Regions from separate parts of the Homo sapiens genome. Here all the other regions are linked to region 1. Evidence: chromatin contacts called from ENCODE Hi-C or POLR2A ChIA-PET data. All regions are on one chromosome and are shown on one strand. Each heading gives the region's core, a stretch centred on a gene start or an enhancer-like site at or near the end of the contact. The rest is flanking DNA. Distances are from core to core; before and after follow the strand shown.

Evidence for each region. Hi-C counts contacts between places; a loop is a spot of excess contacts on that map. ChIA-PET counts read pairs that join two places held with the same protein, here RNA polymerase II (POLR2A). Pooled maps may share reads with other maps.
Region 2: a loop to region 1 is called in a pooled map, with 3 times the contacts of the local background. The contact joins two enhancer-like sites. A Hi-C loop is called at or near these places in 1 of 168 maps with a recorded cell type or tissue (PC-9) and 5 of 50 pooled maps. POLR2A ChIA-PET finds 5 or more read pairs at or near these places in 1 of 52 experiments (Caco-2).
Region 3: a pooled map shows a loop between it and region 1 (2.9-fold over the local background). The contact joins two enhancer-like sites. A Hi-C loop is called at or near these places in 1 of 37 single-sample maps with no recorded cell type and 5 of 50 pooled maps. POLR2A ChIA-PET finds 5 or more read pairs at or near these places in 2 of 52 experiments (CD4-positive, alpha-beta T cell and Panc1).

What each region holds. Positions count from the first base shown.
Region 1 is chr20:49,540,523-49,543,222 of GRCh38, reverse strand. All of the region lies in intron 4 of PTGIS (prostaglandin I2 synthase), which reads left to right. Among named protein-coding and RNA genes, the nearest start is that of PTGIS, 26 kb to the left of the region's middle. RefSeq lists a silencer at 641-917 and an enhancer at 1,373-1,422. Within about 2 kb of position 1,307, at least 3 of the 41 ENCODE cell types and tissues checked have a DNase peak (open chromatin) inside an H3K27ac peak, as active enhancers do.
Region 2 is chr20:49,749,476-49,752,175 of GRCh38, reverse strand. No RefSeq gene overlaps it. Among named protein-coding and RNA genes, the nearest start is that of B4GALT5, 37 kb to the right of the region's middle. RefSeq lists an enhancer at 1,254-1,343. Within about 2 kb of position 1,445, at least 14 of the 41 ENCODE cell types and tissues checked have a DNase peak (open chromatin) inside an H3K27ac peak, as active enhancers do.
Region 3 is chr20:49,784,523-49,787,222 of GRCh38, reverse strand. No RefSeq gene overlaps it. Among named protein-coding and RNA genes, the nearest start is that of SLC9A8, 27 kb to the left of the region's middle. RefSeq lists an enhancer at 1,301-1,540. Within about 2 kb of position 1,427, at least 6 of the 41 ENCODE cell types and tissues checked have a DNase peak (open chromatin) inside an H3K27ac peak, as active enhancers do.

The DNA.
Region 1 (2,700 bases), core at 58-2,557:
TCTGCCGGAAGATTTGACTGGGGCAGCGGTGGGGATGGGGGAGCGTGGGCGTGAGTGAGAGGGATAGAGTGGTGTTAAGGACAGCTCCCTGATTTTAGTGATGCCCTTAACCAACCAGAATTTAATTTAATTTAAATTTAATTTAAAAAAGGACATTTCAACCCCTCCAAGAAATTAGAGCAACATAGTTCTAGGATAAAGGGCAGTCATTCGTTGACACATATGGGCATGTGGGTATATTTATGATATGTGTGTGCATATGTGTAGACTCGGCGTGTCTCAGCTCTTTTAATGCTCACAATCGCTCTAGGAGGCTAGGACTTTACATATTCCATTTGACAGATGAGAAAACTGAGACCTGGAGAGCCTGAGTCATTTGCCCAGAGGCCTGTGTTGGGGTCAGGACAGGGCTGGTCCCAGAGTCTGCACTCTCAGCCACAGCTCTCAGCACACGAACAGTCCCCATTCTTTTTGTTTTGCCCTGGGGTGGTGCAAACAGTGTCAAGGGCTGTAATTGGTGTGGGTGATGCTGGTCTGGTCCACCCTGCATTGTATGATGGGGACTGAGGTCCAGAGAGGGCCAGCTGAAACCACCCAGCAAGTTCACAGTAGTGATCCTCCCAGGTCTCCTGGCTCCTGGGTCCCTGTGCAGACAAAGAAGTCAGAGAGAGATAGGCTGGGGAGAGGCAGGCTCAGGGGCAGCTGGGTCTGGCTAGGCTCCATGGTACAGCGGCAGGCACAGGGGAATCAGCTCAGGGGGAATCAGACGTAAATCCATACCTGTAACCCGGTAACTGTGTCTTCAGGGCCTGAGGCCTGGGCTGGAGCTCCTGCCCCCTGGCTTGGCAGCTGTAGGCCTTTCCACTGCCATCAATCAGCAGCCCCTGAAATACAAAGAGAATGGGCCAGTTGGATGGGAGGGACACAGAGGTGAAAGGGGTGCCGGTTCAGGCAGCCCGAACTGTGAGGTGCCACCTCTTACACCCACCAGCCTGGCCTGTGTTGGCCCTGGCCTCACTGAGTCACACCCAAAGTTCTCCTCTGTCCTCACCTTGTAGCCCTGGCCTCCCCTCCTCCCACCTACCTCTCTGCTGCCCCTTGAGCAGGTCAGGCACGCTCTCTCTTTGTGGCCTTTGCTATTTCTGTTCCCTTGCCTGGGAATGCTGTTCCCCACAGGTCTGCGTGGCTCCCACCCCACTTCGTTTAAGCCTTATCGCGAGCGCCACCTGCTCAGAGAGGTCTTTCTTGAGTCCCATTTTCGTGATGGCTCCCTCCTGTGACCCAGCTTGGTTCAGCTTTATTTTTCTTTGTGGCTCTAGCGCCGCCTGTGGGTCGTGTGTGTATTTACATATGGGATTATCCTGTCTTCAGCCGTGCTCTTTTGATATGGAGCTGCCGGCTTCGCTTCCACAGAGCAAAACCTTGTGGTCCTCTGGGTTTACTTTTTCTTTTTGTTTTCTTTTCCTTCATTTTATTTTATTTTATTTTAAAGACAAAGTTTCGCTCTTTCGCCCAGGCTGGAGTGCAATAATGGCGCGATCTCTGCTCGCTGCAACCTCCGCCTCCCAGATTCAAGCGATTCTCTCGCCTCAGCCTCCTGAGTAGCTGGGACTACAGGTGCCGCCACCATGCCCAGCTAATTTTTGTATTTTTAGTAGAGAGGGGGTTTCACCATGTTGGCCAAGCTGGTCTCGAACTCCTGACCTCAGGTGATATAACCACCTCGGCATCCCAAAGTGCTAGGATTACAGGCGTGAGCCACCTCTCCCGGCCGGTTTACTTTTTTGGTTTATTTTTCATTGCCTGTTTTGGTAGAAATATATGTACCGGGAAATGGTTCTCTGAGTTAGCAAAAAACAACAGTGCAAGTGTGATGATAAATGATGACCAGTGTCAACTGCAGTGTCACCGAGACCACAGGGCCTTGGGAGTACCGCAGTGGCCTGGCAAGCACGTGTCTGTCTAAAAGGGGCGGCTGCAACTCTGCTCCTGCTAGGTTTCCAGGTGGGACCGCAGGTCAGCCAGATTCCTTTTTCAAGATGAGATGAGCAGGAAATCCGGATTTTGTGTGAGTTTCCCCAAATGTTTGAAGGAAGCTTTAGTTTGTTTTTAGGAACTCCCTTGATAAAACACATTTGTGGACTGAATCCAGTGTGTGGGCTGCACCTTTACAACTTCTGCCACCACTGTGCAGGTGAGGGACAGAGCAGGGACCACGCAGGCCTCTCTCGGCCCCCACCTACCCTCATTCCTGCTTCCATTCTCTCTTCATCTGGGAAAACCCCTCTCCTGAGAGATCCTGGTCTCTGGTCTTTGTCTGCACAGGGATCCAGGAGCTCAAGGGGAGGGTGAGAGGGTGAGGCCCCGGGGCTTTGGTTGCGTCTCTTTGTTGTGACTCTCTGCTGAGGCAGAGATGACAAAATGAAAGCCTGCAGTTTCCCTCCCAGGACTGAGGTCAGCCCGCTGGGCTGGGGCTGGACTCCTGGGGCATTTAAAGGGGGCTGGAGGTGAAGGCGCGTCCTCTGAGCGTGGTCCTGTGTGTGTGCGTGTGCGTGTGCGTAAGTGTGCCTCAGTGAGAGCACATGAGAGCTCATGCTAGCTCCCATGTCTTACCCTTTTTCACACTTGACCAGGCCCTGACCTCCTTCTCGGGCCTCCCAGAGCCCCTCAGATCAAGCACAACCTTCTCACTGCTGCAAA
Region 2 (2,700 bases), core at 196-2,695, 210 kb before region 1:
AGACGGGTGGATCACTTTGAGGCCAGAAGTTTGAGACCAGCCTGACCAACATGGTGAAACCCCCGTCTCCACTAAAAATACAAAAAATTAGCTGGGCGTGGTGGCACACGCTTGTAATCCCAGCTGCTCCGGAGGCTGAGACATGAAAATCACTTGAACCCAGGAGACAGAGTTTGCAATAAGCCAAGATGGTGCCACTGCACTCCAGCCTGGGGGACAGAGTGAGGCTCTGTCTCAAAAACAAAGAAACAAAAAAGCAAAAATGCTGTTCATTTAAGTGTCTAGAGTGATACCTGGTCAGCAGCACTGAATAACATTTATTATTAGTGCTATTTTATATTATTATCATTTTAAAAATTTTTTGTCGTTTTTGTGGAGACAAGGGGTGTGGGGAAGGGGTTGCCAGGTTGCCCAGGCTGGTCTCAAACTCCTGGGCTCAAGTGATCCTCCTGCCTCTGTCTCCCTGAGTGCTGGGATTACAGCTGTCAGGCACCACACCCAGCTATGATCATTATTATTATTTCGCACAGGTGTTCTTGCATCTTACTGGTGGGCTTAGGCGTTCTTGGCCCTGCTCTCATGGACAGGCCCCTTCAGAGCTTCACCTTGGCAGCTGGATGCACTTCTCTGTCCAAGCAGCCTCAGCCTCCAGATGCAGGAATGTTCCTGTCTTGGGGAAACAAATTCTTAGCTTCAGGCCTGACTTCTGCCTGGCCTTGGCTTCAGTTTCTTTGTAGATAACTTCATTCAGCTGCAGAGCATCATGGACATATCGTGTGGTTTCTGCCCAGTTTGTGGTGACCCATCTCTCTTTGAAACAGGTGCAACTACCCCATGAAACCACGCGTACAAGCTACTCAACCCTGCCCTCCAGCCAGAATTGACTGCACAAAGACGGGCACCTGACTGGTTGAGGTGATCAGATTCTCTGTCTTGAGAATGTGGTGAGTCTTGTGGGCTGTTGCTTAAAGGAAGGGGTTGTGCTGTCAGGTGCTATGGGGCAGTCGGGTTTGCTCATGGGCTCAGGGAAGAAGACAGGGAGAGGGAAAAGAGAGAAGCAGAGATGAGGAAACCTGTGGGCAGAGTCATAGAGAGACCAGGATTTGGCTGCCACAATTCCTGGTGGCCTTTCAGGTGCTCATTTAAGAAATGTGTGAGGCCACTGCACTTCCTGCCCTTGTGTTTCATGTGATAACAGCGGTTCTCACAAAAAGTACAGCCAGGTGGCATAATAGACACCTGTTGTCTTTGCCTTTCTGGCCTTGATGCCCCTTCTGGAAACAGCACCTGCATTCTCCCGGGAGCTACGGGTCTCCTCCTTTCTGTCCGTGGGGGCCAGCTCTGCCTAGCTCTAGGCTGGCCCAGTCACAGCGATTGGTTTAGAAATGGGCATGTGACCAGGCTAGACCCAGTGAGACTTCCTTCTGGGACTTTCTGTTCTCATCCGTGAAAAGACAGAATTGCCTGGCTCTGCGGTTGCTGAGAGGCCATCTTGACCCAGGAGTGGGGACACAGCAAAAGCTGGAGTGCAGCACTGGAAACGGAGGGAGAGTCCCTGGAGCCACATGTTGGCCCTTGGGTCCAGCTGTGCTGGAAGCTGGCACTTGTCCTGATGTTTTCAATTAAGTGACCAAAAATAAAAGTTGATTCTCCTCATGCTTCAACCAAATTTAGTTGGGTTTCTGCAACAGCAGAAACACTCCTGACTGATACTTCTTATGGTGAATTTCCCCTTTTTTTTCTTTCTTTTTTCCTCTTTTTTTTTTTTTTTTTTTTTTTTTTTGAGACAGGGTCTCATTCTGTTACCCAGGCTGGAGAACAGAGAACAGTGGCACAATCATGGCTCACTGAAGCCTCAAACTCCCTGGGCTCAGGTGATCCTCCCACCTCAGCCTCCCAGTAGCTAGGACTACAGGCACTCACCACCACACCCAGCTAATTTTTTGTATTTTTGTAGAGACAGGGTTTCGCCATGTTGCCCAGACTGGTCTCAAACTCCTGGGCTCAAGCAACCTGCACGCCTTGGCCTCCCAAAGTGCTAGGATCACAGGCTGAACCACCGAGCCCAGCCTCCCCCTTTTATTATAGTTGGAGCCAGTTTTAGTGGGTTATTTTCCACCAGATCCATAGATCTTGGACTGGGATATTGAGCCTCCATTCTAATGCCCACACTTCTGTTTCATTCCCAGTGATTTTGTAGGTTCCCAGATTTTGGCCTTAGTTCCTTTTCCTTTTGCTTTTGAGAAACTGCCTGGGATAAAAGAAGTGGGAACTTCCATTCATCAAGCGATTACAATTTCAATAATTGTAACTTCCATGAGGAAGTCATTCTAATCAGCCCCATCTTGGGATATGGTGGTTTAGAGTCAGAAGTGAGATGAGGACCAATGAAGGCAGGATTTTACAAATGAGGAAATGGAGGCTCAAACTGGTGAAGTGACCTGCCAAAGATTACCCAGCCAGTAAATACTGAGCTGGGATTTGAACTCTGCTCTACAGGACTTCAAAGCCTGGCTTTTAGCCACTATCTGTCCTGCCCAGGAACAAGAGCAATCCAATGCACAACCACCTGCCTAAGTAACATGCATTGGAGGCCCCAGGTTTATGCTTTTCCCCCTGCAAATTCCAGGTCTAGGTGTTTAAGAAACAAGCAGACAAGAATAGCTGAGGATGTGTTTCACAGCCCTGAGCATGCAAAAC
Region 3 (2,700 bases), core at 178-2,677, 240 kb before region 1:
AACAAAATAGAGTTTAAATTTTTATTTCATGCCTTCCTGGGCTGTATGACGTTAGGAAAGTTCCTTAACCTCTCTGAACCCTGCTTTCATCATTTGCTAAGCAAGGATAATGGTATATTACTCATCAACGGCTGGGAAAATCAAATAAGACAATGGACATAAAGTTGAAGTATAGTATTCAGTCCAAAGAGGGTGTTCAATACATGGTCATTTTATTGATAAGGAGTGTATGCTGGGTTAGAACATGAGCTTGGAGATCAGAGAGACCTGGCTTTAAATACAGACCTTCACTTCCTGGCTGAGCAAATTATTTAACCTCTCTGTGCCTCAGCCTCCCAATATTTGAAATGGAAGCAGTAACAGTTCCAGCCCACTGGGTGGCTGAAGCATGAAAGAATGGATGGCACATTTTATTTTATATTTTATTTTATTTTATTTTATTTTATTTTATTTTTTGAGAGATGGAGTCACCCTCTGTCATCCAGGCTGGAGTGCAGTGGCACGATCTCTGCTCACTGCAACCCCTGCCTCCCAGGTTCAAGCGATTCTCCTTCCTCAGCCTCCCAAGTAGCTGGGATTACAAGTGCCCACCACCATGCCCAGCTAATTTTTGTACTTTTAGTAGAGATGGGGTTTCACCATGTTGGCCAGGCTAGTCTCGAAATCCTGACTTCAAGTGATCCACCCGCCTCGGCCTCCAAAATGCCCGGCCAGATGGCACATTTAAACCAGTCAAGCAAGTATGCTTTCGCTTTATTTTGTGTTATTATTAGGTTCCTTTTTCTCTTTGAGGGCATGGAGGAAGAGACAGGGTCAAAAGGCTGTTGCTACAAACATACAAAGTTTGTAGTAAGTAAGTCTTACACAAAAGAATACGTGTTATGTGCTGCCATTTCATCAAGTTCAAAAAACGGCAAAAATCATCACTGCTGTTGGAATCAGGATAACGGTTATCGCTTAGGATGGGAAAGACTTGAAGGGAGCTTCTCCGGGGCGGGGAATGTTCTGTTCCTTGAGCTGGGGGCTGGTTACCCCGCTGTCTGCCTTTGTGAAAATGTATCGAGCCATCGCTCCCCTGTGCACTTTCCTTATTTGTGCACTTTTCTGTATGTCTGTTACACTTCAATAAAAAAGTTTTCCCCCAAAAGTCTCTGTGGTCTGTTGGAAGCTGGCAATGGCCAAGGGGCTGAGGCGCACAGGTGGGGACCCTTCCTTGCTAGCCACCGCAGTTTCTGTTTCAGCTTGAGGTACAGCAATCAACTTCCTCTTCAGATGCATGACTTGCTGCTGACCTCTAGAACCTCTGGCCACAAGGCTCCTCTTGCCCCTGTAATGTGGCCTGATTCCATTCCTTCATCTGGGTCCAGTCTGGTGCCAGCCAGCCTGACTGTCCATATTATCAGACGCCAGGACTGTGGGACAGACTTGTTTAGAAGGATATTTTGATCAGTAGCCTTGGGTGGCAGCTTCAGATCAACCTCATATTGAACTTACAAGGAGGGTTGGTGCTGTCTGTTCTTTCTTTTTTTTTTTTTTGAGACAGAGTTTCACTCTTGTTGCCCAGGCTGGAGCGCAATGGCACGATCTTGGCTCACCGCAACATCTGCCTCCCGAGTTCAAGCGATTCTCCTGTCTCAGCTTCCCAAGCTGGGATTACAGGCATGCGCCACCACGCCTGGATAATTTTCTATTTTCAGTAGAGACAGGGTTCCTCCATGTTAGTCAGGCTGGTCTTGAACTCCCAACCTCAGATGATCCGCCCACCTCGGCCTCCCAAAGTGCTGGGATTGCAGGTGTGAGCCACCGCGCCTTGCCTGTTCTTTTATTCATTAATTCAAACGACAAGTTGTAGACACCTAACATGTACATGGTTCATGGTTTGTACAAGGATACTTCATTCATGCATGCATGGATTCATTCATTCATTCATTCACATACCTGCTAGGCACTGTGCTAGGTGCTGGGAACGCATCTGTGTAGAAAACAGACAAGGTCCCTGCACTCCTGGAGCTGATTCATTAGTAGAGGGAAACGGAAAATAAATAAATAAATTGCCCAGCATGATGGTTCACTTATAATCCCAGCACTTTGGGAGGCTGAGGCGGGTGGATCGCTGGAACCCAGGAGTTTGAGATGAGCCTGGTCAGCATGGCGAAACCCCTTCTGTACAAAAAATACAAAAATTAGCCAGGTGTGATGATGTGCACTTGTGGTACCAGCTACTTGGGAGGCTAAGGTGAGAGGATTGCTTGAGTCCAGGAGACAGAGGTTACAATGAACCATGATCACACTACTGCACTCCAGCCTGGGCAACAGAGTGAGACCCTGTCTCAAAAAAATAAAAATAAACAAGTAAATGCACAGTATGTTAGATGGTATGAGTGCTACGGAGAAAATTTAAGCAGAGACACGGACAGTGAGTGCAAGACGTGTTTGGGGGCAGGTTGCAATTTTTAATAGAGTGTTCAGAAAATGACTTCCTGAGAAGATGGCATTTAAGCAAAGACTTGAGGAAGCCAAGGGAGTTGGCCATTTGAATGTATGAGGGAGGGCTGGGTGTGGTGGCTCACACCTGTAATCCTAGCCGTTTGGGAGGCTGAGGTGGAAGGAATGCTTGAGGCCAGGAGTTTGAGATGAGCCTGGGCAATATAGTGAGACTCCCATCTCTACAAAACAATAAATAAATTATTTATTTATTTA